Linked DNA regions of Mus musculus: region 2 is linked to region 1. A link is a loop called in an ENCODE intact Hi-C map of the cell type or tissue named here. Cell type or tissue: left cerebral cortex. All regions are shown on one strand. Each heading gives the region's core, and the rest is flanking DNA. Links, peaks and the distances in the headings are about the cores only.

What was found. Hi-C counts contacts between places; a loop is a spot of excess contacts. Peaks named below come from ENCODE experiments on the same cell type or tissue, not always from the same donor. Only the 100,000 strongest peaks of a DNase experiment are listed, where the experiment ranks them.
Region 2: a loop joins it to region 1, with 6 times the contacts of the local background. A loop is called at or near these places in 1 of 42 quality-filtered maps.

The regions. Positions count from the first base shown.
Region 1 is chr13:98,970,187-98,986,776 of GRCm38, reverse strand. H2bl1 (H2B.L histone variant 1) reads left to right here and starts at 2,212. Exons shown (of 1, transcript NM_027064.1): 1 at 2,212-2,687. The coding sequence starts at 2,261. The coding sequence ends at 2,632. It also overlaps the pseudogene Gm47052. In left cerebral cortex, for the core only: no CTCF peak of the experiment used is centred there; a DNase peak (open chromatin) is centred at 8,858.
Region 2 is chr13:99,031,219-99,045,312 of GRCm38, reverse strand. No RefSeq gene overlaps it. Among named protein-coding and RNA genes, the nearest start is that of Gm35493, 35 kb to the left of the region's middle. In left cerebral cortex, for the core only: no CTCF peak of the experiment used is centred there; no DNase peak of the experiment used is centred there.

The sequences.
Region 1 (16,590 bases), core at 5,275-13,274:
CCAAGAACAGATGGCTCTCAGACGTCAGTGTTAGCAGAACTAGCTTCACTGATTTAGAAAAATAGAGGTGCACAGTGCTCTGGCCACTCCTTGAACCTGTGTGTCTGCCAATGTTCTGACCAGGTGTGTGCCCATTGTTGAACCTTCATTAGACCCTTTCCTCGTACCCCTCCCATACCCATTTCTTGAAAATAGACATTGTTTAGAACTAAAAAGTCCCACCTCAGTTTCCCCAAATGACCGAGAAATACCCCAAGCCTTATTCAAACTAACCAACCAGCTCGCTTCTCGCTTCTGTAACCGCGCTTTTTGCTCCCCAGCCCCAGCCCTATAAAAAGGGTAAAAACTCCACACTCGGCGCGCCAGTCCTCCGATAGACTGCGTCGCCCGGGTACCCGTGTTCCCAATAAAGCCTCTTGCTGTTTGCATCCGAATCGTGGTCTCGCTGGTCCTTGAGAGGGTCTCCTCAGATTGATTGACTACCCACGTCGGGGGTCTTTCAGTGGGAGGAAGGATGGCTGAGACAGTGAGGGAGTCGCATGGCGTTCACATTTGCACAAAAGGCCTGCCATCTTCAGGAATTAGAGCCAGGGGCTGAAAAGATGGAAGAGCAGTTTAGAGCACTGGCTGCTCTTCAAGAGGACATATGTTTGATTTCCAGCACCTATGTGGCAGCTCACAACCATCTGTGACTCCAGTTCAGGTGATCCAATATCCTCTTCTGGCTTCCTCGGGCACCAGGGACATGAATATGGTGTACGCACATACATACCAGCAGACATCCACACACACATATTTTTTTTAAAGAAATTAGAGGCAGGGTTCTGGAGGGTGGGAGAAGAAAAAAAAAGAAATTAGAGCTAATTTAAAGTTACTTGCCATCATACTGTCTTCCCTCCTATATTTAAGTAGAAGAAACAGAGGAGAAACAGCTTTCTGGAAGCTACACACAGCTCTCTGCCTTCCTAGGGCAGAAACTCATTTCGAAGGACATTTAATGAGACTATTAATAGCAGTGGCCATCATGAATAATTGAAATGCTCATGAGTTATTGTCATAGTTACTTCTTTTTTATTTTACTCAAGGGTAGATTTGATTAAGAAAGCATATGAGGATTTCTTAAATGAATACCAACATGACACATGGCAAGAATGACCCAACAAAGTGTCTTTGGGCTAATGACAGAGCTACAATATCAAGCAACAGCAAACTGTGTCACTAAGGCTATAAAATATACAAGAATGATGTTCTCATTGTAGAAGGTTAATGAACACAGTTCATATCATAATCTAAACAATAAGAGATGGGAGTTTTGAATTCTTCAGTTGGCTCCTAAGGAGCCAACATCATGAAAATGAAATGGTCGACTCTTTTTAGAGGGAGGACTGGGAATATGGTCTCCCACTACCACAAACTATGCAGTCAAGATTTCCCCACTTGGGGTCAGCATGTGTGAGGTGCAATGTGGAAGCCTTGCTGTTTTATCTGCTAAGTACTAGACTTCATTGGCTAAATAAAGGTCTCAAATAGGTTGTTGCTATTTTGGTTTTGTTATGTTTACTTCTGTGTGTATGAGACAAAGAGAGATGTGTGTGTGTGTGTGTGTGTGTGTGTGTGTGTGTGTGTGAGAGAGAGAAAGAGAGAGAGAGAGAGAGAGAGAGAGAGAGAGAGAGAGAGAGAGAGTACCTGTGTGTCATGGCATATGCTTGGGAGTCAGGACAACTTTCAGAAGTTGGCTCTCTCCTTCTACTATAGGTCTTGGGGATCAAACTTAAATGTTTAGGTTTGGTGACCAGCACCTTTGCCCAATGGTTATTATATGAGTTTATGCATGTTTGTGTAAGTAATGACTTACACACACAAAAAGCTAACATTGTTTTTGTTTTGTTTTCCTATTGTTATACCAACCACCGACTTTGGCAAGCTTTTGTTCAGTTCTGATTAAATTGTATAGGATGGTTGCAAATTACTATGGAATAAAAAGCAGAGAGCCTGAACACTCTCCTTCTCAGCTTGAGGTTGGCCTCAGTCCTTGTACTACCCTCCCACTCTGAGGAGAGCCCAAGGGGAGCCACTTTCTCCTCAGCAACAGGTCGGAGGCTCTGTTGCTATGTGTCTGTGACATAGGAAAGTAAGTACCAATCAGAGAGGAGCTCTGGTAACATGACTGTGACACATCACTATAAGTAGGACAGCCAACCGACATCCTCTGGCCCTTCTCCTCTCCATTCCTAAAGGACAAGGAGAAACAACATCTACAATGGCCAAGCCCACCTTCAAAAGACAATGCTACATCAAAAGACATCTAAGACCATTGTATAGAAAGCACTCACGTTGCTCTAGCATCAATTTGGGCCATGGAAATTACTCCCTTTACATAAACAGAGTCCTGAAGGAAGTTGTCCCTAACAGGGGTATATCATCCTATTCTGTGGACATCATGAACATCCTCATCAATGACATCTTCGAACGCATTGCTACGGAAGCCTGCCAGCAGATGTTCCTCAGAAAGCGCTGTACCCTCACCCCAGGAGATATCCAGCAGGCAGTGCATCTGCTGTTGCCGAAGAAGCTGGCTACGCTTGCTGTGACTTTTGGAAGTAAAGCCGTCCACAGATTCATTCATTCCTAAGCTCCATCCATGTTCAAGCCTAATTGAAACTTGGGGAAAGTAAATGAAATTGGCCATAACCTTGCTTAGAGTCACTTATTTATTGTACTCTATTTTACATGTATAGGATGTTTTGCCTGGTACCTGAGAAGGCAGAAGCGGACATTGGGTCCCCTGGAACTGGAGTTACAGGTAGTTGGAGTCTACATGTGGATGTTGGGACCCTAACCCAGACCCTCTGGAAGAGCAGCCACTGCTCTTAACAGCCGAACCATCCCTCCAACCCCCGTTCTTCCATGAACTTCCACCCAATTTATTAAGTTTAGTTTTTATTTTTCTTTTTGAGACAGAGTCTCACTGTGTAGTCCTGGCCTGAAATTTGTTATGTAGACCAGTGCCAACATGCTCGGTCATTTTATTAAGTATAAGATCTTTCTAAAGATAATGAAGCTTTTTCCCAATTCCATCTCCCTACCTGCTAGCCTGAGCCCACTCCCAACTCCCCACCCCCATTCTTTGGATTGTCTTTGTCCTTTGCTATCTATGTATCCCTAAGCCAGAAGTTCCGTTTTGTTTGTATTGCAAGCACAAGTTCATAGCGCATATGTTTCTCTCTCTACACTATTTCTTAGGTTCCTGCCTGCAGATGAATGTAGATCTGGGTTGCTTACACGCCTGTTCTATCTAGGATGCCACACTGTCACAACTTGTCATATGCCCTTTCCTGAGAGAGGTCTAGAGTGACTTGTTTTTCACTAGTAGAGTTGCCACAGTCACAGAAACATAACCCAGCTGATCACACCCTACACATATTAATTTACTTAACCCCACAAAACTCTGTAAGGATTAAATCATTATCCTCAGGCCATGGAGGATGAAAGCAGGCACTGAGAACCCATCACGTGCTTGAGGTTATCCTGGTGGGTGGGTTTGGCAGGGCTGGGTTTGAGCATATACCAGGCTTGCCAGGGAGACCAGGCGACACAGTGTGAACAATCTCCCTCAAGAGCTCTTCTGGGGAAAGACCTTGAGAGCAGGATTCCTGAGCCCTTGGTGTCCTGGACTCAGTTTTTCCTAGGTGCTGCTGGCTCATCTTCCAAAGAAGAGATGTTTGTAGCAGACTACAGAAATGTGGGGTTTTTTTTCTTCTTCTTCTTTCTGGTTATAAGAGACACATAAATTTCCACAAGGCAAAATAAAAAGAAATTGCTTGTTTTTATGTTTCTTCAGAGGTTGGAACTGAAGCCACTCTAAAGGAGGAGGCCTTCCCTGATGGGTGCCCAGGATACATTCTGTTTCTCCTGGGTTCCTTTGCTTCTGAATCTAACTTGTCAGAGTTCCTGAAAACCCCTGTACAGGCCCTACTCAGCTAACCAGGGTGTACACGGAGAGGATGAGCTACTTAAAGCTGATCTTCATCAGCCATTCCAGCTACCTGGGAACCATCTCAGCAGACTCACAGCTCAGTGACAGACAGAAAGGCCCTGAGGTCTAAGAGGGAGAGGGTCAGAAAATCTCAACTTCTAAGCCAATCCCATATGCAAAGATTATATATACATATGTATACATACACATACATATACATATAATATACGTGTGTGTGTGTGTGTGTGTGTGTGTGCATTCACCACAGCACTAAGTGAGTCTTCTACTTTTGTGTGCAGATGTTCAAGAAAAACAAGCACCAAAATATCCCTAACATGACCCAGGAAGCCTAAAGAGCATTCAAGCCCTACCGTGTGTTATTGTAGCCAGTGGCCAGCCCTGCTTGTGATGGCGGGCCCCTGATATCACAGTACAGCTGTTCGTTCCTATTCACACTATTTTTTACTGTACTCTTTTCTATGTTTAGATTCACAAGCACCTACTTACCTTTGTGTTATAATGGCTTGCAAGGTACAACACAGTAGTGTCCTGTACAGGTCTGCAGCCTGGGTGCAAGAAGCCTTATCATCTAGTTTGTGCAAGCATGGTGTGTTATGTTTGCATAACAACACCAAGCTACCTGATGATATAATAAATACCTAAAAGTAAGTATATTAATTGATTTAAAGATCTATTTTATTATTATACCTAAGTACACACTGTTACACTGTCACTGTCTTCAGATGTACCAGAAGGGAGTGTTAGATCTCATAATGGATGGTTGTGAGCCACTATGTGGTTGCTGGGATTTGAACTCATGACCTTTGGAAGAACAGTCAGTGCTCTTAACCACTGAGCCATCTCTCCAGCCCCCATTAATTGATTTTGAAAAGAGCTCACTGTTATATGTTGGAGCATCTTTTGGGTATATTCCCTGCAATGGTATAGCTACGTCTTCAGGTAAAACGACTTCCAATTTTACGAGGAACCACCAGACTGACTTCCACATGGTTGTACCTGCTTGCGGTCCCACCAGCAATGGAGGAGTGTCTTCTCCACATCCTCACCAGCATCTGCTGCTGCTGGAGTTTTTTTTATCTTAGCCATTCTGACTGGTGTGAGGTGGAATCTCAGGGTCGTTTTGATTTGCATTTCCCTGATAACTAAGGATATTGAACATTTCTTTGGTGCTTCTCAACCATTTGGTATTCCTCAGTTGAGAATTCTTTGTTTAGCTATGTACCCCATTTTTAAATAGGGTCACTTGGTTCTCTGGAGTCTAACTTCTTTGAGTTCTTTGTATATATTGGATATTAGCCCTCTATCGCGTGTAGGATTGGTAAAGATCTTTTCCCAATTTGTGGGTTGCCATTTCGTCCTGTTGACAGTGTCCTTTGCCTTACTGCAAGCTTTTCAATTTTATGAGGTCCCATTTGTCAATTCCTGATCGTAGAGCCTGAGCTATTGGCATTCTGTTCAGGAAATACCCCCTCCCCCACATGTGTTCAAGGCTCTTTCCCACTTTCTCTTCTATTACATTCAGTGTATCTGAGTCGGGTGTTGGTGGTGCACGCCTTTAATCCCAGCACTCAGGAGGCAGAGGCAGGCGGATTTCTGAGTTCAAGACCAGCCTGGTCTGCAGAGTGAGTTCCAGGACAGCCAGGGCTACCTGAGAGAAACCCTGTCTTTAAAAAAAAAAAAAAAAAAAAAAAAGATAAGATTTAAAAAAAAAAGATTCAGTGTATCTGGTTTTATGTGGAGGTCCTTAACCCACTTGAACTTGAGCTTTGATCAAAGAGATAAGAACAGATCAATTTGTATTCTACTAGTTGACCTCCAGTTGAACCAGGACCATTTGTTGAAAATGCTGTCTTTTGCTGGGCGTGGTGGCACACACCTTTAATCCCAGCACTTGGGAGGCAGAGGCAGGAGGATTTCTGAGTTCAAGGCCAGCCTGGTCTACAAAATGAGTTCCAGGACAGCCAGAGCTATACAGAGAAACCCTGTCTCAGAAAAGAAAAAAAGAAAGAAAGAAAGAGAGAGAGAGAGAGAGAGAGAGAGAGAGAGAGAGAGAGAGAAAGAAAGAAAGAAAGAAAGAAAGAAAGAAAGAAAGAAAGAAAGAAAGAAAGAAAGGAAAATGCTGTCTTTTTTCCACTGAATGGTTTTAGCTTCTTTGTCAAAGATCAAGTGACCATAGGTGTGTGGTTTCATTTCTGGGTCTTCACTTCTATTCCATTGATCTACCTGTCTGTCCCTGTACCAATACCAAGCAGTTTTTATCACAATTGCTCTGTAGTACAGCTTGAAGTCAGGGATGCTGATTCCCCCAGAGGTTCTTTTTTTTTTTTTTTTTTTTTTTTTTTTTGGTTTTTCGAGACAGGGTTTCTCTGTATAGCCCTGGCTGTCCTGGAATTCACTTTGTAGACCAGGCTGGCCTCGAACTCAGAAATCCACCTGCCTCTGCCTCCCGAGTGCTGGGATTAAAGGTGTGTGCCACCACACCTGGCCCCCAGAGGTTTTTATTGCTGAGAATAGTTTTCCCTATCCTGGGCTTTTTGTTATTCCAGATAAATTTGAGAATTGCTCTTTCTATCTCTGTAAAGAATTGAGTTGGAATTTTGATAGGGATAGCATTGAATCTGTAGATTGCTTTTGGTAAGATAGCCATTTTTACTGTTAATACTGGCAATCCATGAGCATAGGAGATCTTTCCATCTTCTGAGGTCTTCTTTGACTTCTTTCTTCGGAGACTTGAAGTTCTTGTTATATAGATCTTTCACTTGTTTGGTTAGAGTCATACCAAGATATTTTATATTATTTGTGACCATTGTGAATGGTGTTGTTTCCCTGATTTTTTTTTCAGACCATTTATCCTTTGTGTAGAGGAAGGCTACTGATTTATTTAAATTAATTTTATATCCAGCCATTTTGCTGAAGTTGTTTATTAGCTGTAGGAATTCTCTGATAGAATTTTTGGGGTTGCTTATGTATTCTATCAAATCAAAAGATGCTCCAACATATAGAAAGGACACATGCTCCACTATGTTCTTAGCAGCCTTATTTATAATAGCCAGAAGCTGGAAACAACCCAGATGTCCCTCATCAAAAGAATGGATACAGAAAATGTGGTACATTTACACAATGCAGTACTACTCAGCTATTAAAAACAATGACTTTATGGAATTTGCAGGCAAATGGATGGAACTAGAAAATATCCTGAGTGAGGTAGCCCAGACATAAAAGGACACACATGGTATGTACTCACTGATAAGTGGATATTAGCCCAAAAGCTCAGAACACCCATGATACAACTCACAGACCATATGAGGCTTAACAAGAAGGAAGACCAACGTGTGGATGCTTCAGTCCTACTTAGAAGGGGAACAAAATAATCATGGGAGGTAGAGGGAGGGAGGGCATGGGAGGGAGAGAAGAGGGGGAGGAAAAAAATGGGGCAGGATCAGGCATGGGAAAAGAGGAGAAAATCCAGAGGGTCAGGAAATGAAATAGAAATATGTAGCAGTAAGGGGTAGGGACCTGGGGGGAGCCACTAGAAAGTCCCAGATGCTAGGGAAACAAGATGTTCCCAGAACCCAAATGGGATAATATTAGCCAAAATACTCAACAAAGGGGAGATAGAACCTGTAGAGACCATCTCCAGTAGATAGACACAGACCTCAATTGAGGGATGGGTCACCCACCCATCTCAAAATTTTTAACCTAGTCTAAAGGAAAGGCAGGGACCAAAAAATGGAGCAGAGACTGAAGAAAAGGCCATCCAGGGACCACCCCACCTATGGATCCATCCTATCTGTAGATACCAAACCCTGGCACTATTGATGATGCCAAGAAGTGCTTCCTGGCAGGAGCCTGATATAGATGTCCCCCTGAGAGACTCTGCCAGCACCTGACTAATACAGATGCAGATACTCACAGCCAACCATTGGGGACCCCAATGGAGGAGTTAGGGAAAGGACTGAAGGAGCTGAAGCAAATTGCAACCCCATAGGAAGAACAATATCAACTAACATGACACCTCAGAGCTCCCAGGGACTAAACCACCAGACAAAGAGTACACATGGAGGGACCCATGGCTCCAGCTGCCTATGTAGCAAAGCATGGCCTTATCTGGCATCAGTGGGAGGGGAAGCATAGGGGGGATGTGGGAGCGGTGAGGCAGGAGTGGGTGGGTAGATGGGAAGAGGAGCACCCTCTTAGAGGCAAAGGGGAGGAGGGATGGGATGGGGGGCTTGTGGAAGGGAGACCAGGAAGGGGGACAACATTTGAAATGTAAATAAATAAAATAACCAATAATATAAATAAAAGAGCCACCTGACAACTAAATCACTTCACAGCACATTGCCCAAAAGGACGGACTTCCCATTTAGAAGAGAATTTACGAAACACAGGTTTGGATAATGATGCATGCTTTGCGAGTTTAGGCTAGCAGGCTCTCAAAGCTTGACACCTTAAGTTAGTTCACAGACCAAAAATAAATACATAAATAAATAAATAAATGTATGGTTGATGTTTCAAATCACTGGAATAAGGAGAGCAAATGCAAAAACCATTCCATAATTCAAGCAACGGTCTAATTACGAGGAATTTCCTTTCTAGATTGAGGTATGAGCTTTGGGTGAAGGGAGTCTCACATTCCCTCTGCATTGGCATGCGTTTTAAAGCAGAATATAATAAAAATAGAATTTCAAAATGAGATCACTCTTCTTGGGAAAAAAAAAATCTTCAAAATACAACTGTTTTCATGTCTAATTATAAAAATGCATATGTGTAAAAAAAACACCTTATTTTTGGAATTTTTGTAAAATATATTAAATACATGCAAGTTCTCACTATGTGGCTCAGTGGCTGCTGAACAATGATTGCCACCAACCATCTCTACAACCTTGTGCCTTACTGAACCTGCACCACGGCGTTAAGTAGGGTTTTACTGCTGTGAACAGACACCATGACCATGGCAACTCTTCTAAGGACAACATTTAATTGGGGCTGGCTTACAGGCTCAGAGGTTCAGTCCGTTATCATCAAGGCAGCAACATGGTGGCTTCCAGGCAGCCATGGTGCTAGAGGAGCTGAGAGATCTGCATCTGAAGGCAAAACGAAGACTGGCTTCCAAACAGCTAGGAAGAAGGTCTCTCAAAGCCTAGGCCCACAGTGACACACCTACTCAAACAAAGACACGCCTCCTAATAGTGCCACAATAGTGCCACTCCCTGGGACACACATATTCAAACCACCACAACCATTAAACTGTAACTACCCTTCTGTCTTCTCCTGGGTCCCAGTAAAACCAATCCATCCTTTGACCCTAGGTGTCTGACTCCTCCAGGTCTGCCTCTAAGTGAAGTTCTGTATGATTTCACAGCCATATCACGCTGTGTAACAGCTTCTCCTGCATCTATGCTGAGAATATCAGACTTTCCTTCTTCTTAAGATTAGATAAAATTCCTCCATTTGCATCTGTCTTTATTTGTTTGCTAATGGGTGATTACATTTCCTTTGTCTTTCAGCCATTGTAAATGGTGTTGCTATGGACATGGTATACAAATATCTACCAAAGGCTCTGTTCCCAGTGCTTTAGAGTAAATCCTTAGAAGTGAAACTAGGAGGAGCTAGAGAGATGGCTCAGCAGTTGGGAGCAGTCCTCTAGAGGACCCAGGTTCAATTCCCAATACTGACATGTCTGCTCACAGCTGTGTGTAATGCTAGTTCCAGGGCATATACATGCAGGCAAAATACCCATACACAAAGTAAACAATACAATCTTTCTTAAAAAGTGAAACCTGGGGTGGGAATACTGAAGAGGTGGCTCCGCAAGCAGGTCATGTGTCACTTCCTGTCAAGCTTGACCACTTGAGGTGAATCCCTAGGTCCCGAAATCTCTGACAATTAACAGGGTGAGGTCACAGGTCTCTTCCAGCCCTTCCAGCCATGGCTGCCCTACGTTGACATAAGAAAAATAAAATTGAACTTATTTATGCCAGTATTATTTTGAATTATTGTCATTCAGACTCTAACTTAATTCAAACACAGACATCCAGAAGATCACTGACTACCATACAATGTAGTTAGCCTCAAGATGATTACAGACTTATTAAATAAAAACGTATTAACCTAGAAATGGAGGCTGATAGCTTGTGGACTGCCAGATGATGCTGTGGCAAAATGAAATCTCATGTCACTTAGCAGCCCTTTCCTCAGAGATACACAATGCAGATGGCAAGAGCCTGCCTGTTATCAGTCTGTTGGACATATGATGTGATTATGAAAGATTACTGAAAGCACAAAGATATTAAAAGACACAAAGGAGATAGGAAGCAATTTCCTACCAAGTCAGCAACATGAGCAAATATGGATTTTGTCATTGTTTGAAACTAGTGGTACACACCTGTAGCCTCCCTTAAGCCTGAAGCAGGCTGAGCCAGACCTTGACCTTGCTGCCACTAAGGAGATTATCTAGGGTGGAGCCTTCCTCCCTAGATCACTCTATTGTTCAGCCAGGGTCTCTGTACCTCTTTAAGATACTGCTACCTGCTGAGAGGCCCCGGGATCTATTCTGGAGACTACTCCCTATCCTGCACGTCATCACCTGCAGCTGGTTCCAGGTTCCAAAGATGAATTGGCAGGAATGGGCTTTCCCCCTCTCCTTTATACATGTGAACCTTGAGCAGACTAGTTGTCTTGGTTCCATTATTTCTCAACCTGCCTAGGCTCCCTCTTTTCTTTCAGTTCCAAGATGCCTTCCAGGCTCGAACCTGAACATGTGAGCCGATAGCCGGCCCCAACACACACCATAAGGCATGTCACACACCAACAAGCAAAAAAAAAAAAAAAAAAGTGGATTTTTTTCTCAAGGCAAATGATGTATTTATTTATTCACCTATTTAATTATGCTGGGGAACAAATACAAAGCCTTGTACATTCTTTTTTTAAATATTTATTTATTCATTTTACATCCTAATATCAGGGTCCTCTCTTCTCCCATTCTACCCCCTCAAAGCTCCTCCCCTTCCATTCCCTTCTCCCCTTCTCCTCTGAAAAGGGGAAGTCCCCTCCCACCCACCCGCACCCACACACATCAGTCATTGTAGGACTAGGTACATCTTCTCTCACTGAGGCATGCAAGCTGATTTTAAAGTGAAACTCACCCATTAACAAAGCTGGGGCAAACTAGAACCAAGCCAGGGGCAACAGATACAGAGAAAATGAAGAGAAGACTCTTAGAAGACAAAAATTGTAGCAGTTATAACGATATGCTCAGATCAACTGCCAACTAGACATTCCCTGGGGCTCTGGCCCAGAAAACTTAATGACTGGATCCAAGTCATTAGGCAGTGTATACTTAGCACTACCGTGTAAAATAGCTATGCAGTATGCAACCAATGGTTTTACATGGTGGCATATGAGGGGGATCCCAGGAGTGCTCAAAATACATGTGGCTCACTAGCACTTGTTGGAGGCTCAGGAGAGAACAGGTTGGATTTCTAAGATTTGAGATCATTTCTTATCAGACCTGGCTATGTTGCACACCAGGTGTTGACAAACAGTCTTACCTCTGACAACTGATTATTTCAGAAGACATTTGGCAGTGTGGGGGAAGCTAGCAGGCTATGTAAGTTGCCTTCAAGATCAACCTGGGCTATTCCAGTTAGGATCGAAAAGAAAAACAACCAAAAGTTCTTCAAAACTACAGAATTCTTTCAAATCCTTTAACAGCTGATAAGATTCGTAGAAAATATACACCTGCCTCTTGGTAAGGGGTCTTGCGTTGTTTAAGATAGTAGACTTAATAAGCCATGAAGAGTATGGTGGTTTGAATATGCTTGGCATGGGAGTAGCACAATTAGGAGGTGTGGCCTTGTTGGAGGAAGTGTATCGCTGTGGGGGGGTGGGCAATAGGACTCTCCTCCTCACCATGTGGGAGCCATTTTCTCCTAGCAGCCTCCAGATGAAAATGTAGAACTCTTATCTCTTCCTGTATCATCTGTGCCAGGATGCTCCCACCTTGATGATAATGGACTGACCCTCTGAACCTGTAAGCCAGTCCCAATTAAATGTTGTCTTTATAAGAGTTGTCTTGGTCATGGTGTCTGTTCACATCAGCAACCCCCTAACTGAGACAGAGTAAGCCAGTAATCCCTCCATGGCCCCTATTTCAGTTCCTGCCTCCAGGTTCCTGTCTTGACTTCTTTTCCTTAAGGATTACAAGCTGTAAGATAAAACAAACTCCCATGGCCGGGTATGGTGGCACACGCCTTTAATCCCAGCCCTCGGGAGGCAGAGGCAGGCAGATTTCTGAGTTCAAGGCTAGCCTGGTCTACAGAATGAGTTCCAGGACAGCCAGGGCTATACAGAGAAACCCTGTCTCAAAAAAACAAAAAAACAAAAAAAAAAAAAAACAAACTCCCCTTTTTCCTCCAACTTGCTTTTGGCCACGGTGTTTTATCACAGCAGTAGAAACCGTAACTAAGATACATTTATAACCATTGAGCCATCTCTTTAGCCGTCTATTTTTAGACTATATATGTAGATTTACTTTAAAAGTGGATTTCTCATAGCCAACATGTAGGTGCTAATTTTTCAAACCAACTTGATGACCTCCGTTTTATCACCAAGGCTCTTGGGTCACAGATAGCCACAGTGATTAATTTTTTTTCAACTCATAACCAGTTTTATTTCAAAAGAACCCTGTATACATTTATCAATTCTAGTACCTTAATAGCTACCCAACAAGTCGTAACATACAGAAACATGCATCATGAAAAGCAAGAATTATCACCCATCCATTCTGCGTATTAGCAACTTGTCACTCCTGAGCCACAGTGCTCACATCACTGAGGTCTGTGAACAGTCACTCTTTGCATTCATCCTGAGTGAAAGATGGAGTGACTTAAGTACAAATGCAACATATTGTAAACAATTTCTTACAAAAAAAAAAAGCACAAATTAAATCAAAGTATTTTACAGAAATTACTACAAAATGCCATAAAAACCGCCTTAATTTAAGCTCTCCCGCCCCCCCCCCCCCCCCCCCGCTCTCCTCCCCTATCTGTCGAGCCAACTGGATGTCTTTGGGCATATGGTGACTCTCTTGGCGTGGATGACACACAGATTGGTATCTTCAAACAATCCCACCAGGTATGATTCACTAGCCTCCTGAAGGGCACCGATGGCTGCACTTTGAAACCTTAAGTCGGTTTTGAAATTCTGGGCCATCTCCCTCACCAAGCTCTGGAACAGCAGCTTCCGGATGAGCAGCTCAGTCTATTTCTGGTAACCACGGATCTCTCTTAGAGCCACGGTCCCGGGCCTGTAGCGGTGAGGTTTCTTCACCCCACCGGTAGAGGGCACCCCACTGTTTGGGGAGAGGGACAAGAGGGGTGCTTTCCCGCTGGTGGACTTCCTAGCGGTCTGCTTGGTTCAGGCCATTTTCTTTGACCCAATGCCGAAGTCTGAGGCCCTTGCTGGGATAGACGTGGTACGCTGTAAGTGCTTGAACAAGAGCTGCAATCTTCCCCAACGAAAAACCAAACCACTCTGCGCCTTTCTGAAGTTTTAAGATCAGCTTTTGGCTCATGAGCTTTGATGCTCACGTGTTTGACAGATCACTGTGTAATAGTAGGGTAGACTGCCTCCTTTATCATCATGTAATGCTGTCCCTGGTAACTTGTGGTATCTACTCTTTCTCCATTCAGTAACTTTGATTTTATTTTTTTTAAAAATATATATTTTCAAAGACTTTATTTTGTAAAAATTATGTGTAAGCGTGGGTATGGGTATGTACATGTGAGTTCAGGTACCCTCAGAGGCCACAAGACAGTGTGGGATTCTCTGGAGCTAGAGTTATGGGCTGTTTTGAGCTTCCTGGTACCTGGTGGTAGAACTCATTTAGGAAGAGGAAACCTCAGTTAAGAAAATGTCCTGACAGATTGGCCCAAGAGGCATTTTCATAATTGGTTATTAAAGTGTGAAGGTATAGCTCCATGGTTGGTAAAACCGTGTTTGAGAAGACCTGGGCAGTGGTGGCGTATGCCTTTAATCTCAGCACTTGGGAGACAGAGGCAGGCAGATTTCTGAGTTCGAGGTCAGCCTGGTCTACAGAGTGAGTTCCAGGACAGCCAGGGCTACACAGAGAAACCCTGTCTCGAAAAACCAAAAGAAAAAACGAAAAGCCAAAACTGTTTGAGAAGGATCAGGAGGGGTGGCCTTGTTGGAGAAGGTCTGTTAACTGGGGGAGGGCTTTGAGGATCCAAAAGACTTGCCATTCCCAATATGCTCTCTGCCTCCCATTTATAGATCAAAATGTGAGGTCTCGGCTCCTCCTTCTTCCTTTGATCTGCAGTCAGGTTCTTACCCTCTGAAACAATAAGCCCAATTAAACACTTCCTTTTATAAGTTACTTTGGTCATGTGTTTTATGACAGCAATTTAAAAGTAGCCAAGACAGTATTTAACATTGCTTTATACTCTCTCCTCTGGGAGACAGAGGGGGAGAGTCCATTTCCTAAGGAATCGCTCTGTGTCTCCTTTGGAGGCTTATCTTTTTCTGAGTTTATGACTTTAGACTGAAGTATGCCTGAAACGTTGCTTCTGCATGGGGATCTTGGGCAGGCAGCTATCAAAGCTGGAAATGGAGTGTTGGCAGGAAAGAGTTTCTATGGGCTAAGCATGATGTTGCTGAGGACCTCAGCAATGAAGAACATGGGGCCACAGAAAGAACCACTGGCCTATATGCATGGCAGCTATCTGGCCCAGCTTCTCTGGCTCCTGATGAAATGTCTGGTGAAGACCGTGGAATTCTCATGATGGGGATAATACTCATGGAGAGAGAAGAAAGAGGTTGTGGATCCATTAGGTGACAATGGTGCAGAAGAGGGCTGCAGGGCAGTGCTGAGAGGTGATTGTTCCTAATGCCCTGCATGGTGAGCATGGCTGAGCTCAGTGCCCTTTTATGGAATCATAGCAATGTCTGTTGAAACCTTGCCAGAAAGCTGGGTCATGCTAACCCTGAGTTACTAAGGTTTTACGTGAAAAGAACAGAAGGTCTCAAGCCATCACCATAAGCCTCCCAATGGGCTTCTCTTGACCTTACTTGTAATTACTTCCTGTAAAGGTCCCTCTAGCACGGAACACGGAGGAGCCGCTTGACATCAGCCTTGCTGATCCACGTTGGCCGCAACACTTGAGAATGTCAATAAACAAAAGAATGTTTTATCCCAGCTGGATATGTGTGCATTTAGATGACGCCAGAGTTAAAAGGCTTGTAAGAAAAACAGCCAGTACTATTTAACAGGGTAGCTAGCCAGCAAATGGCTCTCTAATGAGTCTTCCCTCCTAGTCCACAAGTCTGTACTCACACAGTCCACTACTGTGGTACATCAGCGTTGGTCTGAGCACTGCATAGACAGCATCAGGAATGACAATGTAGCTTGCAAGGCTATATCCTCAACAAACATCACCACTGCACCTTGATTGTCTCTTGGATCACTCTGAAGAAACCATGTACCATAGTTGAGGGACTAGCAAAGCAGTCCCATGGAAATTTTCAGATGGTAAAGAACGGACATCCTCTAACAACCAGCACCAACTTGTGAGTCAGGGTGAGTGAGCCACTTTGGGGAGTGAGTCAAGGCTTCTAAGGAATTGGGCCCTAACCAACACCTTACCTAGAAACTCACAAAAGATCCTGGAAGAGAACTACTAGCTAAGATGTTCCCGGAGTGAAGACCTACAGAAACCTCATAAAATGAATTAGTCCTCACTTTAAAAAAAAAAAAAATGGGGCTCCCTGTGAGTTCGAATCCAGCCTGGTCTATATAGTGAGTTATAGGACACCAAGGGCAACACAGAGAAACCCTATCTCAAAAAAACAAAACAAAATTATAACAGTTTTTACTCTGTGCATGTGTTTCTGAGTGTGTGTGTGTGTGTGTGTTGCACACCTGTCAAGACCAGGGTTTGTGTGTAGAAACCAGAAGCAACTTACAGGGTCAATTCTCTTTGAGCGTGGGTTTGGCAGCAGGTGCGGTTCCCACAGAGCCACCTCTCTGGCCTAAATCAGCATTTTTGTCGTGAGCTTTGAGATGAGTTGTTAGGCCAGAGTGTTGAGATCTTTTACTCTGCTTAAATCTATGTGAGAAAAACAAACAACCCTTCTAAAATAAAGAAAGCTTTGCCCCACAGACGGCTATCTTCCTCTGTCAGGCAGCTATTGTACATTTTTAGTCACATTGCAGTCCTCACCTAAAAATAATCATTTTGAGAAATAATAACGTCTCAGTCACAAAGACCCACCAACAAAGCGCCACACAGCTAGCGAGTTAGGCTGTTTGAACAATTAGATTATAATCAGGCAAATCATTGGTCCAGACAGTACCTGAGGGTAAACAATGTCATTACAGTCCCCTCGCTCCGAATGAGCAGGAGGGGAAATTACAGTGATTTGGTTTCAGGAACACAGAGTGCTGATGTACCACTGTGATTGTTAAAGAAACATTGAATGGTGCATTTTCTAAAGGAAATGTCTGCAGCGAAAGAAACATGTTGAAAATATGCAATTGAAATCCCAGGGGAAATGCTAACCTCCACAGAAAGTGA
Region 2 (14,094 bases), core at 5,018-13,017, 59 kb before region 1:
TGCCTCACGAGTGTTAGATTACAGGCACACGCCAACAGGCCAAGCTTTGGTGTGAGTGTTGCAGATGGGAACTCAGGCCATCCTGTTTGCGTTTACCAAGTCTTCTCCTTAGTCCTAGAATAGTTTACTCTTAAGGCTACTTGCAACCATGCCTCATCATTTCTTAGCCACATGACCTTAGGTATGCTACTAAAAGTATCTTTACCTCAATTTTATTACCTGAAAAAATAGCAATAAAGATAGTCCTGGCTTCACTGGAATACTGAGGTGACTAAATGTGACTCTGCCGATGTGGTGGTTTGAATGAGTATGGCCCCCAAAGGCTCGTATAGTCATAGTCTGAATATATGGTCCCTACTTGGTGGAACTTTTGGGGAAGGATTAGGAGGTGTGTCCCTGGGGAAGGGGCTTGGGGTTTCAAAGTTTCCACATCTTTCCCAGTTAGTTCTCTGTCTTACGCTTCTGAATCAAGACGTGAGCTCTCAGCTACTTCTCCAATGCCATGCCTGCCTGCCCACGGCCGTGCTCCCCTCCCGGATGGTCATGGACTCCAACTAAACCTCTGAAACTGTAAGACCCAAATAAGTTCTTGGTGTTATACGTTGTCTTGGTGATGGTGTCTTGTCATAGCAATAGAAAAGTACCTGAGACAGCTGGTTAAACATCCGTGTCAAAATGACTGGCTGGGTATTTGATAAAAGCAAGATACTCTTTTTTATCACTCCTTAGGATGAATGAAAGTGTATGACTGGTGGCTTAAAATTCTAATTTGATTGTTATTATTAAACATACAATCATCATGAAGGTGTACAGATAGGCTTAAACACTATGGACTTCCCAATAATGTTTTGGGTATTTGAGATGCCTCTGCTGAGATAAAAAAAAAAAAAATCAGTCATGCCACTCAATACCAGTAGAGCTGAAATAAAATTCATTGTGTGTTTAGTCACCTATTGCCAAATCTTGGGGTTTAGGGGTCCTTCCAATCCTCGGGAAGAAAAGCATAGGTTTTATCAGCTCCCTATGGTCTGTACTGAGAAAGGCTAAGATGCTCTTATGTTTTAGCGCTGAATTATTTCATGTTTCTCCAACCTTCATTTCTTGGGGTTTAGGGGAGACAGTTAAACCTGTTTCTATCTTATGTGCAGCATCTTCCTGGAGAAAACTCAACTTAGTTACTAGGAACTGAGCTTCATAATACCTGCCCCACTCTGACTGCCAACCACACACATCTCACAGTTTCACTGCATTCATGCCCAGCCAAGTAGCTTTAAGCAGTAATATCTTAATGCTCCTCCTGCCACCTCCAAGGATACAGGGTTCTGTTGGTAATGACAAAGGACAGATTACACTGGTCAGAGGCCCAGCAGTCCTTGTTAAACCGAATGTGATAAGCTGTTGGCAAAGAAGGAAGGAGGAAGGAAGGAAGGAAGGAAGGAAGGAAGGAAGGAAGGAAGGAAGGAAGGAAGGAGAAGGAGCAGAGAGAAGGAAGAAAGGGAGGGAGGAGGAGGGAAGGAGGGAAAGGGGAAAAGGGGGAAGGAAGAAGAAGGGGGAGGAAGGGAGGGAGGAAGGAAGGGAGGGAGGGAGGGAGGAAGGAAGGAAGGAAGGAAGGAAGGAAGGAAGGAAGGAAGGAAGGAAGGAAGGAAGGAAGGACAGAAGAGATAGGGGAAAGAAGGAGATAGACATGCCAACTCCATTCTTGGAACTTCAGTACTGGGCCTCTTTCATCACTGCATTGCCAAGGCCTCACTAGTACCTGGCCCACAGAAAGCACTCAACAAATATTTGCCAGATGATTAAAATGAGCAATGAACTATGGGTAGAAAATAATGGGACCCAATGGTACAGACTCACATGAAGATCTGGAGTCCAGATACTTAGCCTCAAAGAACTATTTAATTAACTCTACAGAAATCCAGTTGTGAGTCAGTGGCTGTGGAGACTGGATCCTGGACCTCCTCCTCCAACACCAAAGAGCAAAGACATGCAACCCCCTATTTGTATGCAACTTATGCATAGCTCCCCATATACTTGAGTCTCTAGACTCCTTATATCCCTAATGCAATGCAGTGCTATGTGGACAGTTTTATTTACATTGTCTAGACAATGATGACAAGGGAAAAGCCAACCTGTGTGTACTACAGAATCTCCTTTTTATAAGTGTTTCAGTCAGTATTTGGTGGTGTCTTTGGATTCGGAGGCACAAATAGAGTCTGTGGACTATAGTATAGTTGCCCTTACTCCATACAGGAGCAACTGAGACTAAAAAGCCTAAATAACTTGGCCATGGTGAGACACTATTGGGAGATGGCTTCTGCCCACCTCCCACCCCTGGGCCTAGACCAGTAAGGTCACTGCTGCTATCCTGCCGGACATAGAAAGATGGCCATGGGTGAGCTTATTTTCTTCCTGATTCACAGTTAACACTGAACACACCCCCACCCAGAAGTCTTGTCCAAGGCCTCAAAGGTCACAGAAGAGAACAGTGTTACTTACAATCAGGCGCATTAGCTCCGGGCCTGAGTGGAATGGGAACATAGGTTCTAATCAGCAGCTGCCTCTCCAGAAATCAGTGAGATTTCTCATGACTTGGCAGAGTTGAGTTATGAGCAGGGACTCTTCCCTCTTGGAAAGTGCTCTAGTGCGTTGGGAGTAGAAAGTTGTGGACTGTAGGTTTCAGGGCACTGAGGGAAAGAAGTCATTACCGAAAAGCAGAGCGGACAGGACACTCTTCCATGCTAGTAACCTCCAGGAAGAAAACACCTTAGCTCCGGCCCTAGGTTGGGAGATGTAGCAATGGAAATTGTGGGTGATTTGCATAGGACTGTCCTGACATCATCATTACAAGTCATAAGGACTTGTAATCATCATACGGACTTCCTCAGATGCGGACCATAAAGCCACTTGGCCACCAGTCTGTTTCTGTTATTTCTCCTACATCTCACATCTACAGGAGGAGAACCAAATAGGACGGTATCAAAGAGAGACTCTCTGCTAAGCGTCTCTGCTGAGTGACAAGTTGATGAGAGGCACCAGTAGGTCCTCCCTAGACTGTGAGTCACCACTGCTAATAGTTTGTACCACTCTAGAACCAGTGGAAGGGCTGGTATGGCTGAACGTACTAATCCCACAGCACAGCTATAAAGCAGATCTTGCCTCCTTCTCACCCAGGGTGGGATCTGAGGACCAAGGAGGGGGAGCAAGTACACTAAGCTCACAGCCCGAAAGATAACAGAGGCAGGCTCTAGAGCATACCAAGTCCGGGGTCTCTGTCTCTTCACTGTGATGCCTCCTTAGAAATAGATGAATACCACTCCTTTGCTCCAGGAGGGTCTAGCCGGGTATAGTATGGCATGTCCATAGTCCCAGCACTCAGAAGGCTGATGTGGGAAGATCACAAGTTCTAAGCCAACCTGGGCTCTATGACAAGACCCTGCCTTTTAAACAAGGCTCAGGAAGGAGAAAGCCTTGCAGTGTCTGCCTGTAACTTCAGCTACTTGAGCTTCTTCAGCAAGAGGATCCCAAGTTCAAGGCCTACCCAGGCTACAGAGCAAGTCCAAGTCCAGCTGAACAACTTAATAGAAGGAATCGATTTAAAAGTGCTGAATACTGATGACAGAGCACTTGCCTGACACGCACAAGACTCTAGGTTCAACCCACAGCAGCGAGAAGGTGGAAGAGGGGACAGACTATTGTGAGTGGCAGGAGAAGGCGCATGCACATACCCCAGATGCCAGATGGAACATGATCATAGCTCACACAGAGATGTCGTTGTGGGCCACCATCTACTGTGACTTTTCACCGTGAGGAGTCTATGTGCCGCTGCTCCTGACATCGCCATTCACCCATGACCCCATGACAGCTGGAAGAGGGCAGGGGTTCACCACAGTCATACAAGGTGTAATTGAATTCCAACATTTGAGTCTTGGGAAGGGTCAACTGCCTCTGGCTCAAGAGCTCACCTGTTTACCTCTAGATAGGAGTGAGGGACCAACTAAAAACCACAGAGCATCCTGGACAGTTCACTGTTCCTGCCTTTCTATGAGTCCCAGACCCCCAAGGTGACCCCTATCTTTCTCCTAGTCAGTGTGCTAGAAACCATTTGAAGCATCCCAGGGCAATGTAGCTTATTCAATCCCACTTGGTGCAGAGGTCTTTGGGGGCGGGGGAAGGGGAGGGATGATAAACACCACAGCTCTGAGCTATTCTAGGAAGCTGCTTTCCACATCCACCCACAACCTACTCGCCCGTCATAGCTGTGTGCCTGCTACGGGCAAAGATACATCACCTACCTACACATGACAGCCAAGAGGGAAGAAGCCTTGTCTCACACACTGGCTCCTCCTGGAGCTACCTTGCCCACTCTGTATCACTGCAGAGCCAAAAGGCACCATGGGCATCTGCGCCTTATGAAACCGGCTTGTTCCCATGTGGTTCAAGGACAGATGCCTGGGAAGACAGCTATAAGACCCTCAGAACACCCTCTTCAACAGTTTGTCTGGAGCCCTAACCTCTCTTCTGATATCCTCCAATTTCATATGGGGAGGTGTTCTGAGACTCCTGGCTCCTCCAGCCTTCCACACTGATACCATCACTCAGACCCCTGAGCAGCAGGGTGGGCCCCATTCTTCATCAAGATGGAGAGACCTGGGTGGGATAATGAGACTGTGGGTAATCAGGCCACAATATCTGCCACTCTACTGATTGTTAGCATTGATTCAGAGTCTAGCTGGCCAGGCGAGTGGCCCTTTTCTTCCTCGCTGCTCTGTGTGTACCCTTCCTGAAGCTGCAAGCTAAGTGGAAGAGAACGAACTTCCTCCATTGTGGTGGTTTGAATAGGAATGCTCCTCTCCCCACCCCACCCCCACCCCCCCACACACACACCCCAGACTCAAGCATTTGAATGCTTGGTGTGGGAAGTACGGCCTTATTGGGGTGGGTGTGGCCTTGTTAGAGGAGGTGTGTCTAGGGGGTGGGCTTTGAAGTCTCAGACACTCAAGTCTTGTAGAGTGTCACAGTCCACCTTCTGCTGCTTGCAGATCTGGTTGTAGAACTCTCAGCTCCTTCTCTAGCCCTGTGTCTGCCTGCAGGCCACCATGCTTCCTCGCCATGACTATAATGGACTAAACTTCTGAAACTGTAAGCCACCTTCAATGAAATGTTTTCCTTTATAAGAGCTGCCATGGTCGTGGTGTCTCTTCAGAGCAATAAAACCCAAAGACGCCTACAGAGGATGACCATTGGTCGAGGGTACACCAGACCCTGCATTACCCTGTATTACTCTCCAAACACGCTTTCGAGGTGGGGCAATTGTGGGGTGCAACTGGTTTTTTTGGAAAATAAACCCTGTTGTACCTCCTACAACCAAAGGAGAGGAAGGAACTGGAGCAGAAGGAAGGGTCCTACTGACCGGCAAAAGACTGCAAGCCCCTCAGGCTAAGGTGGATCCTGGGCTGCCAGGTGAGCAGTGATGCATCAGTCAAACTAGAGAGCTAGCCTGTGGTGGCCATGATTAAACCACCAGCCATCAGTGTCTTCCACACGCTATATACTGAGCAAATCACCTTATGTATGCAGTTGATGCTCGTGATACCCCTGGGAGATGTTATCACCATCTCCATTATACAGATGTGGAGAGTAAGGCACAGAGAGATCAAGTTGCTTACCTTAGATCACACAACCAGAAAGAGGCACAGATGGGATTTGAACCCAGGAGGTTTCAGGACCACCACCATGGGAGTTCCAAAGAGATTGAGAGAGCAGAGAGCTACACCACAGACTCCTCAAAGAAAGCACAGACGCCTGGGTCTTTAGAGTCCCTGCTCTTGCAGAACTAGGGTTTTCCTTTTGTTTAACAAGCTGCCTTGGGGCCCTGTCTGCAGGGTGGCCACAGGCCCAAAGGGCTTTTGGTAGCGAGAATTCCCTAGGCTCCTAGCAAGAAGCTGAAGCCAGAGAAGTGTGTCATCTCTGACGCAGTGACTGACACCGGGGTCAACTGTAAGTACAGTATGTCGCCCCGCTTTCCAAGCTGGGTCACCCACTTAGCTTTTATCTCCCGTATCAAAGGTTTCTCCACCTGTGCAGAGGGGACAGCGCTTGTGTCACTGGCGCAGCCTGGACCTGCACAGTCTGACTTTGAAGGTAATCACTCTGCTCACTGCTCCCATGACTGGCCCCCTTTCCTAGTAGGTCACCACCCCAGGTACCTCTTAAGAAGCCAGCTAGCTTTTCTAGCATGGCCAGCCTGATTTACAGCCGCTACTAGTGAAAGGCCATTTGCCTGAAGAAAGAACACCTGTAACCAGAAACAATGTCCGTAGCCTGCCCCTACAGGGCAGGCTACCACAGCGTGAGAGGTGAGGTAGGGGAAACAACTGCTCTGTTGACTGTTTCCAGTGCAAGCACATTCCTTCATCTGCTCCCAGACAGAAGCAGCAAGAAAGGGACTCACTGTGGCAGAAAGGCGCACATGCGACATGCAGAGATTAAACCACCCAGTCTCTACCTGTGGAACCAGGAATGAGACCGAACCGCCTGAAAACAAAGAATCTCTTTGACCAAACTCCAGCCAGTCTGCCCTGAGCCCTCTCTGGTTAACTCTCTCTAAACCTTGGACAGGCACGGGTGTGAACGAAACACAGAGGACTCGGACAGTTCAAGGTCACGACCCTTAGGATGCTCCCCTACCCCAAAGCAGCTGCCTAAGGATATTCCCAGCTATCAGAGGAGTTTACTCATTCCTGCAGGAACTGGTTATTCCAGCCATGTCCTGTCTCTCAGCTGCGGTGAGATCCTGTCTTGGAAAGTCACAGGGGATCAAATTACGTGGGACTTCCATGGACTGCTCCCCACCTCCTACCTGCATCATCCTTCCATCCCCTGAGTGTAGGAAGACCCTATCTACCTCCTACTCTGTCTCTCCCATTCTCCAATGGCTGCCCACGCACCCTGTCTGTAGCTACTCCTTGTCACTGACCTCCACAGACAAGGTGTGGAATGCAGGGGGAGGGGTGCGGGAGTGGGGAGGAGTGGGGGAGGGGGCTTTGCATTATAAGGTTCTGGTTGCTAGAGTCTGATTATTTTCTGCTCTTTCTCTATTTTCCAAACATTAAGAACTAAAAATATACCACTTCTGCCTCAAGTGGGTGTTATTTCTGAAAGTAAAAAGGAGGGATGTGTTTTTGAGTAAAAAACAAAAAAAAGTTAACGCGGTGGGGGGGGGTGGACACAGTACTGTGCATGTCTGCAGCTCTCAGCCAGGTCACTGGCCCCCCCTGGGAACTCATCTTACAGTTGGGTGGAGTGCTGCCTTTCTGCCCACCCTCCTCCTCTCCCGGCTCCATTAGTGCTACCCCCATCTGACAAGAAACCACTTACTCTTGCCCCCATTGAGCAGGACTTCAGCTATGTCCTCCAAGAAGTGAATGGCTGAGAAGGCAGCTGTCAAAACCAGCCTGCACAGGTTCCTCCGGGTGGCCACCTTTTGAAAGGGTTTTGCCCTTTCACTGGACCAACATACTAGAAAAAAGTGCTAGCCCGGTCAGTAGAAAGAGCCAGGCCTGCAGGAAGTGACTGTGCCCATACGTCTTAGCTAGCTGTGAAGAGACACCATGACCACAGCAACTCTTATAAAGGAAAACATTAAACTGGGGCTGGTTTTACAGTTCAGAGATTTAGTCTATTCTCATCATAGTAGAAAACATGACGGCACCAAGGCAGACATGGTACTGGAGAGGTAGCTGGGATTCCTACATCAGGATCCTCAGGCAACAGGAAGAGCTAGTGACACTGGACCTAGCTTGAATATCTGAAAGCACCAAGTCCACCTCTAGTGACTCATTTCCTCCAACAAGGCCACACTCGCTCCAACAAGGTCACACCTACTCCAACAAGGCCACACCTACTCCAACAAGGCCACACCCACTCCAACAAAGCCACACCTCCAATCATGCCCATCCCTAAGAACCGATGGAGACCGTTTTTATTCAAAGCACCACACCTTGTCTTAATGAGCACAAGTGATATGAGCACAGACAGGTCAAGGACATCAATGTCTCAGGCTCAAGGTCATGGCAAGGCCTTCCCAGGGTCAGGCTGGGGTGTGGTGAGTGCCTTCCTCTGGCCTGGCCTGAATATAGACGTTGACAAACAGTTGCCCTTTAGGTAAAAACAGTATGTGCAGAGATCCACAGCATCCTTGTCTGGGTGATCACCTGATCACCCCCTCCTGTCACTGCTCCCCCCCACAGAAGCCCCCACCCCACCCACTGAGATTACTCATATAACAAATGCACTGGCTATCAGAGCTGATGGCCCACTGTGTGCACGGCCCACCTGATCCCAGCTTCATGTTACTTGTATCTTTCTTTCTTAGTCTCTAATAACTAACTCCCAGTCAGATTTCTAGGACGCAGCCAAGCAGGTCCCAGCATAGTCCTCTGTCAATACCTGCCACACAGCCCTGCCTTGTGATGATTGCACACTTATATTCAAAATAGCTGAGCCTTATTCCTGTGCTCAGAGGCTGCCTGTTGCACGTGGAATTCTCTCCCAGTCAGCCAGTCCACACAGTGACTAGACCCTCCTGTATGCGATCCCTCTCAGAAACAGTTTCAGTGTGTCTCCTCCCTACATGCCCCTTCCTCCAGGCCCCTCTTAAGGTCATCATATAGCAAGAAGTGCTGAAGACAGGTTGCCTCCCATTACAACAACAAGCAGGCTTGCTTACTGTCCATTATAAAAACCCACGGCTTTTTTTAAGCTCAGGATTCCTCCTGGTGATGCAGCCTACCAAAATGACAGAAAACAGCCATTAGCCTGAAAATGCCCTCCGGCCATTGCCATCTTTTAGTGCAGGTGCCCTCTGAAACTGTTGTGAGTCACTGTGGACAATAAGGCTTCAAGGATCTGCTCACATTGCTGATGCTCCGCCCGCCATTGTGCCTGAGAATGGCAATTTCTTTTTCCCCAGTGACTCCTTGTATCTTCCATGCCGTGCCAGTAGCCATAAAACTAAAAGAAGCTGAGGAGAAGGGCGATTCTGTAGGAGAACCAGCAGTCTCATTTAATCTGGACACCGGAGGTCTCTCAAACACTGGACCACCAAACAGGCAGTGAAAGAACCTAGTGGGGAAACCCCCACTCAATTTCTGTTCGGCGCACACCCAAGAATCACGAACAGACGACCAACTTGATGTAAGAACACGAGGTAGTTTAATGGCGGAGCTCTGGGTCGAAGCGTATCTCACGCAGGAGACAGTGGTTTCGACCACGAGGCTTGGAAGCTAGGGGTTTTTATAGAAAAGGGGTGGGGCTGGGGGAGGAATTGGCGCGGTTTCACATGATTGGTTCATTTAAACATCAGCAGGGAAGAATTGGCGCAGTTTCACATGATTGGTTCATTTAAACATCAGCAGGCTGTCAGAAGGGCGGGAGATAGGGAGGTACCAGGCCAGTCAGGACAGGTAACGATGGGCCTGCCCGGGCATGTCCCAGCCTGTTCTGCTATTTTCTCAGCCCCAGGTTTCAAAGCTCACAAACAACTCTTTAGGCTATTTGACATACATTACATGAATCACAGATCTCAATTTTTTAATTTTCTTTCAGCAGCATACACCAGCTGATATGAGGCCCACACCCGTGTTCATTCAGAGAGAATGCACCTAACCCTCAAGAGACTGGAAGCCCCAGGGAATTTAGAGGTCAGGAGGGGTGGGGGGTGGGGTCATCCATGTGGAGACAGGAGGTTGGGAAGGAGGTCTGGGATGTGGAACAGTCAGAGGGTGGGGTGGAGGGAATAAAATATGGAGTGTAAAAAATTTAATTAATTAATTAATTAATTAAAACTAAAGCACACTTCCTTACCTTTTAGTCTGGGGCAGGGATGTCAAATTTCAGGACACTCTGGGCCTGTACCACTCAGCCAGTGGGCGTATGGGTCTGCCTTTCTCAGACAGGGCACTTGCCATGGTTCTCTTGCCAGTGGCTAATATTAATGAATCTTGACTAAAGCCATGCTTGATGTACTCAAAATAAAGCGAAAGTTGTCCCAAAATGTCAAGAATAATGACAGTTCGAGACTTCTTCATGAAAACAGCCCATTCAGGTCAATAAAGAAAATGGAATTCTTTTAGAAAAAAATGGGGGGGGGGCAGATGGCTCAGTGGTTAAGAGCTCTTGCTTGTTTCACCTGCAGAGGGCTGAGTTCAGTTCCCAGCACCTGCATGGTGCACTCAACCATCCATACTCCCAGTCCCAAGGGATCCAATGCCTTCCTCCTGCTAATTTCCCTTACCAAGCACGCAGATGGTTCACATACACACCTGCAGGCAAAACACTCATACACGTTAAAACAAATATTTAAAAAAAAAAAGATACAGCACAAAACATTAGAACACCTCTATCTAGGATCACTCAAGAAACAGTTGCACTCTTCCTGTAAGCAGCCAGAGATGACCTATGAAGATGGTTTGCTATTCTCTTGACCCAGAAAACCCCACAAAATCATGCAAATCAAGAGTTCACTTTAAGAACACCTGGGAAACTGCCCAGGCCATCAAGAGTACGCATATCCGAAAAGCCACCAAGTATCTGAAGGATGGTCAATTTAAAGAAGCAATGTGTGCCGTGCTGGTGGTATAATGGTGGAGTCGGTAGGTGCACCTAGGCCAACAGTGGGCCTGGACACAGGGACAGTGGCCAAAAGAGAGTGCTGAATTTTTGCTGCACATGCTTAAAAATGCAGACAGTAATGTTGAACTTAAGGGTTTAGATGTAGACTCTCTAGTCATTGAACACATCCAGGTGAACAAGGCACCTAAGATGCGCTCACGAACCTACAGAGCTCATGGCCGGATTAACCCATACATGAGCTCCCCCTGCCACAGTGAGATGATCCTCACTGAGAAGCAACAGATTGTTCCAGAGCCAGAAGAGGAAGCTGCACAGAAGAAAAGGATATTCCAGAAGAAACTGAAGAAACAAAAACTCATGGCACGGGAATAAATTCAGCATAAAATAAATGCAGATAAAGTAAAAAAGAAAAAGGAAAAAAAAAAGAAACAGTTACAAAGAGACAGAGAATATGAACATGGTGGTCTATGTCCTGGGGCCACTGGGACCACATCTCTCCCCAGGACATTATTTGCTAAATAAGACACTGCTGTTCCATCATATGGCTTAAATTATAAGTACCGTGGAAATTTGTAAGCTGGAATTCATCCCTGACTCCAGCCCTGTAGTGGGTTAAAAATTGGCTATGATTGTATAAATTTGGCCATATTTAGGCTTCATCCTAAAATACCGCTCAACAACAAAGTAATTACAAGGTTTAGTCTGAACCATTTCACACAGTTATTCCCTTTAATCTTGTTTTCAGCTCTGGGAAATAATGACCATTCCACAGATAATAAGCTCTGAAAATAGAGCATTCGGGGCCAGAGTTTAGTAATCAGAATGCACAAGAAAATTAATTTGACTCATTTTTTCCAGTCTAAGTGGTTGCTGCGCTACCTGGCAGCCAGGCACAAGCAAGCCATGGGGACAGATGTGCTTGGTGCATGGGAGCCAAGGTTGGGAGTGCTCTGAGTCTTTCTCCTTTCCTGAATCCATCGACCTCACACATCAAGGATGCTAGACTCATGCCGGGGCTTTCCATACTACAGAATCAAACTGTGGTGACTAGAGAAAAGGGCCCCCCGAACTCCCTCCCCCTGCTGCTTCCCTTTGGGATGACAGGTGCGGTGCTCAAGGGAAAAGAACCAAGGAAAGAACGGGGCCCTGGGGCTGGGAGAGAGTGGTGCTTACTCCTGTTCTTCCCAGTCTAGCAGAAACTCCACAGGGGAATAAGAACTGCATGCCGGTGGCCCTCAGTGTCCACATGTTCTTAGGAACTAATCACTCAAACCTCTGACAGCGGTCCAGGGAGGAGGAGATGGCCTCAGTAGATAGATGCTTCCCCATTTACCATCCATGTCTCTGTCTGTCTCTGTCTGTCCCTGTCTCTCTCTTACACACATACACACACACACACACACACACACACACACACACACACACACAAACACTATTGCTACTTGGGTGTGGCAAGAGTCCCCCACCTCCTTCCCTGATGGCCTAAGGGTCCTTTAGTCTCCCCATTGCTCCACTCCTCTTTCCTGTCATTTCCTATTTGTGTGTGTGTGTGTGTGTGTGTGTGTGTGTGTGTGTGTGTGTGTGTGTGTCTTCCATACCCCTGTCACAGGCTAGTAAACATTGTCTGATTCGTGGCCAGGAAGATTCGCACATATGTTCTGCTTTGGATTTTTGTCAGTTTGGTCTCTCCTCAGTGGGTCTTTGACTAGTTCTCCTAGCACAGTTTGGTGAACAAGCTTGCTTTTGGGAAACTTCCTGCAAACGGTGAGATCTTTCACTCTTCCAATATTTCAAGTCTTAGAAGTTGAGTTTCAAGAGCTTCAATTTTGTTCCCAAAGTTTGCTTTAGCGTGCCCTTTGTTTCTGGTGAAGACAAAGACAGCGGTGATATTTTTAATTGATGGCTCTTAGGGATTTTTCATGATAGCCAGCCACCCCAGATTCCTTTTCTTAATTAAAGTGGTATCTCTGGTGTTCAGCATTATGTACAGCAGGAAAGTAGATGCCCTCTTTGTGGCTGGAGGGAAGGAAATGACAGGAAAGAGTGGAGCAATGGGGAGACTGAAAGACCCTTAGGCCATCAAGGAAGGAGGTGGGGGACTCTCGCCACACCCAAGTAGCAATAGTGTTTTGTCTGTAACATGTTCACATCTCTAATCATTCTGTCTTGACACCTCCTTTAGTCTTGTCTGAGAAATAATTTCCAGTATAGAGAGGTTTTGTTTGGGGTTTTCATTTTTCATTACATAAAGTGGTGGGTTGGAAAAGCATAGGTCCCATAGGGAGTAACACTATTAGGAGGTATGGCCTTGCTGGAGTAGGTATGGCCTTGTTGGAGGAAATGTGTCACTGTGGGGCAGACTTTGAGGTCTCTTATTGCTGAAGCTATATGTTGCAGACTCCCTAGAGACCATGTTAGTCCCTTTTGGAAAAGGTCCCTTCACTCTGTGAGTCTCTGGAGGGTAGATGTTCCCTCCATTGGCAAATCCTTGTGATAAACATTATTTCCAAAACTGACAAAGTTTGTCAAGAAAAGTCAGTTTTCTCAAGTCAAAATTGAGCTCTCATCTGCCTGCCTCCCCTTCCCCGCCCCAGCAGGGCCCAGCTCATTAGAGATTGAGAGTCTGGGAGCCATTTGTTCTCAGAGAACACACAGATGTGATTGCTGCTGTAAAATGCAAACTGACTGCAAATGAAAGAAGAATGTAATCCTCACAATGGGGTTAGAGTTACCCCTCCTTTTCTCCAGTTCAGCAAGAGAATTAACCAAACGTTTATAAAAGTCCAAAGAATGCAAGACCAAGACAGTTGAAGGAAGTGCCTTCAAAGTGGGACAGATAGATACACGCAGCAATGTAATCCTTTTGTGTAGATTTAAGTCCTGCATTATTGCAAAGAGTGTGCTCAGATGAATATCAAATAAGTCTTCATCAGTGGCCGCTCCTCCTCCAACATTCCATAACAGAAGTGACTCTAATGGAGCTGCCTGCCCAGACACTGGGAAATTCATATCTCAGGGTGCCAGGAAATAATGCAATCATGGTTTGCAAATGCAAATTTAGGGGAGTCTCTAGACTCGGTAAATAAAGATTTATGAGTCTACCTCATTAATATTTCTTGCAAGCCAAGTATGGCACAAACGGCGTGAGATGAAATTCTCCGTAGCATCTTAAGCATCCAGTTCATAATGAGATATGGAAATGCTGCCCGGCGGACAGTTTGGAGTCAGGGTTTCACACTAATAGCAAAGCTCAATCTCCTTTAGGGTACATTTGCCTCAATTTGCTGGAGGAGTGCTGTAAACACCAGTCGCCATTTTGTGGCACATAAAACAGAGGCATAAATTGATGTTTCTCCTGGTTTGAGGTTTTTATGCTGCCAATCTAGCAGCAAACATCCACAGGGAAAACACATATGCTCCAGGCAGAATGGAAATTTTGTATTCTCATCAAAGTCTCCTTTC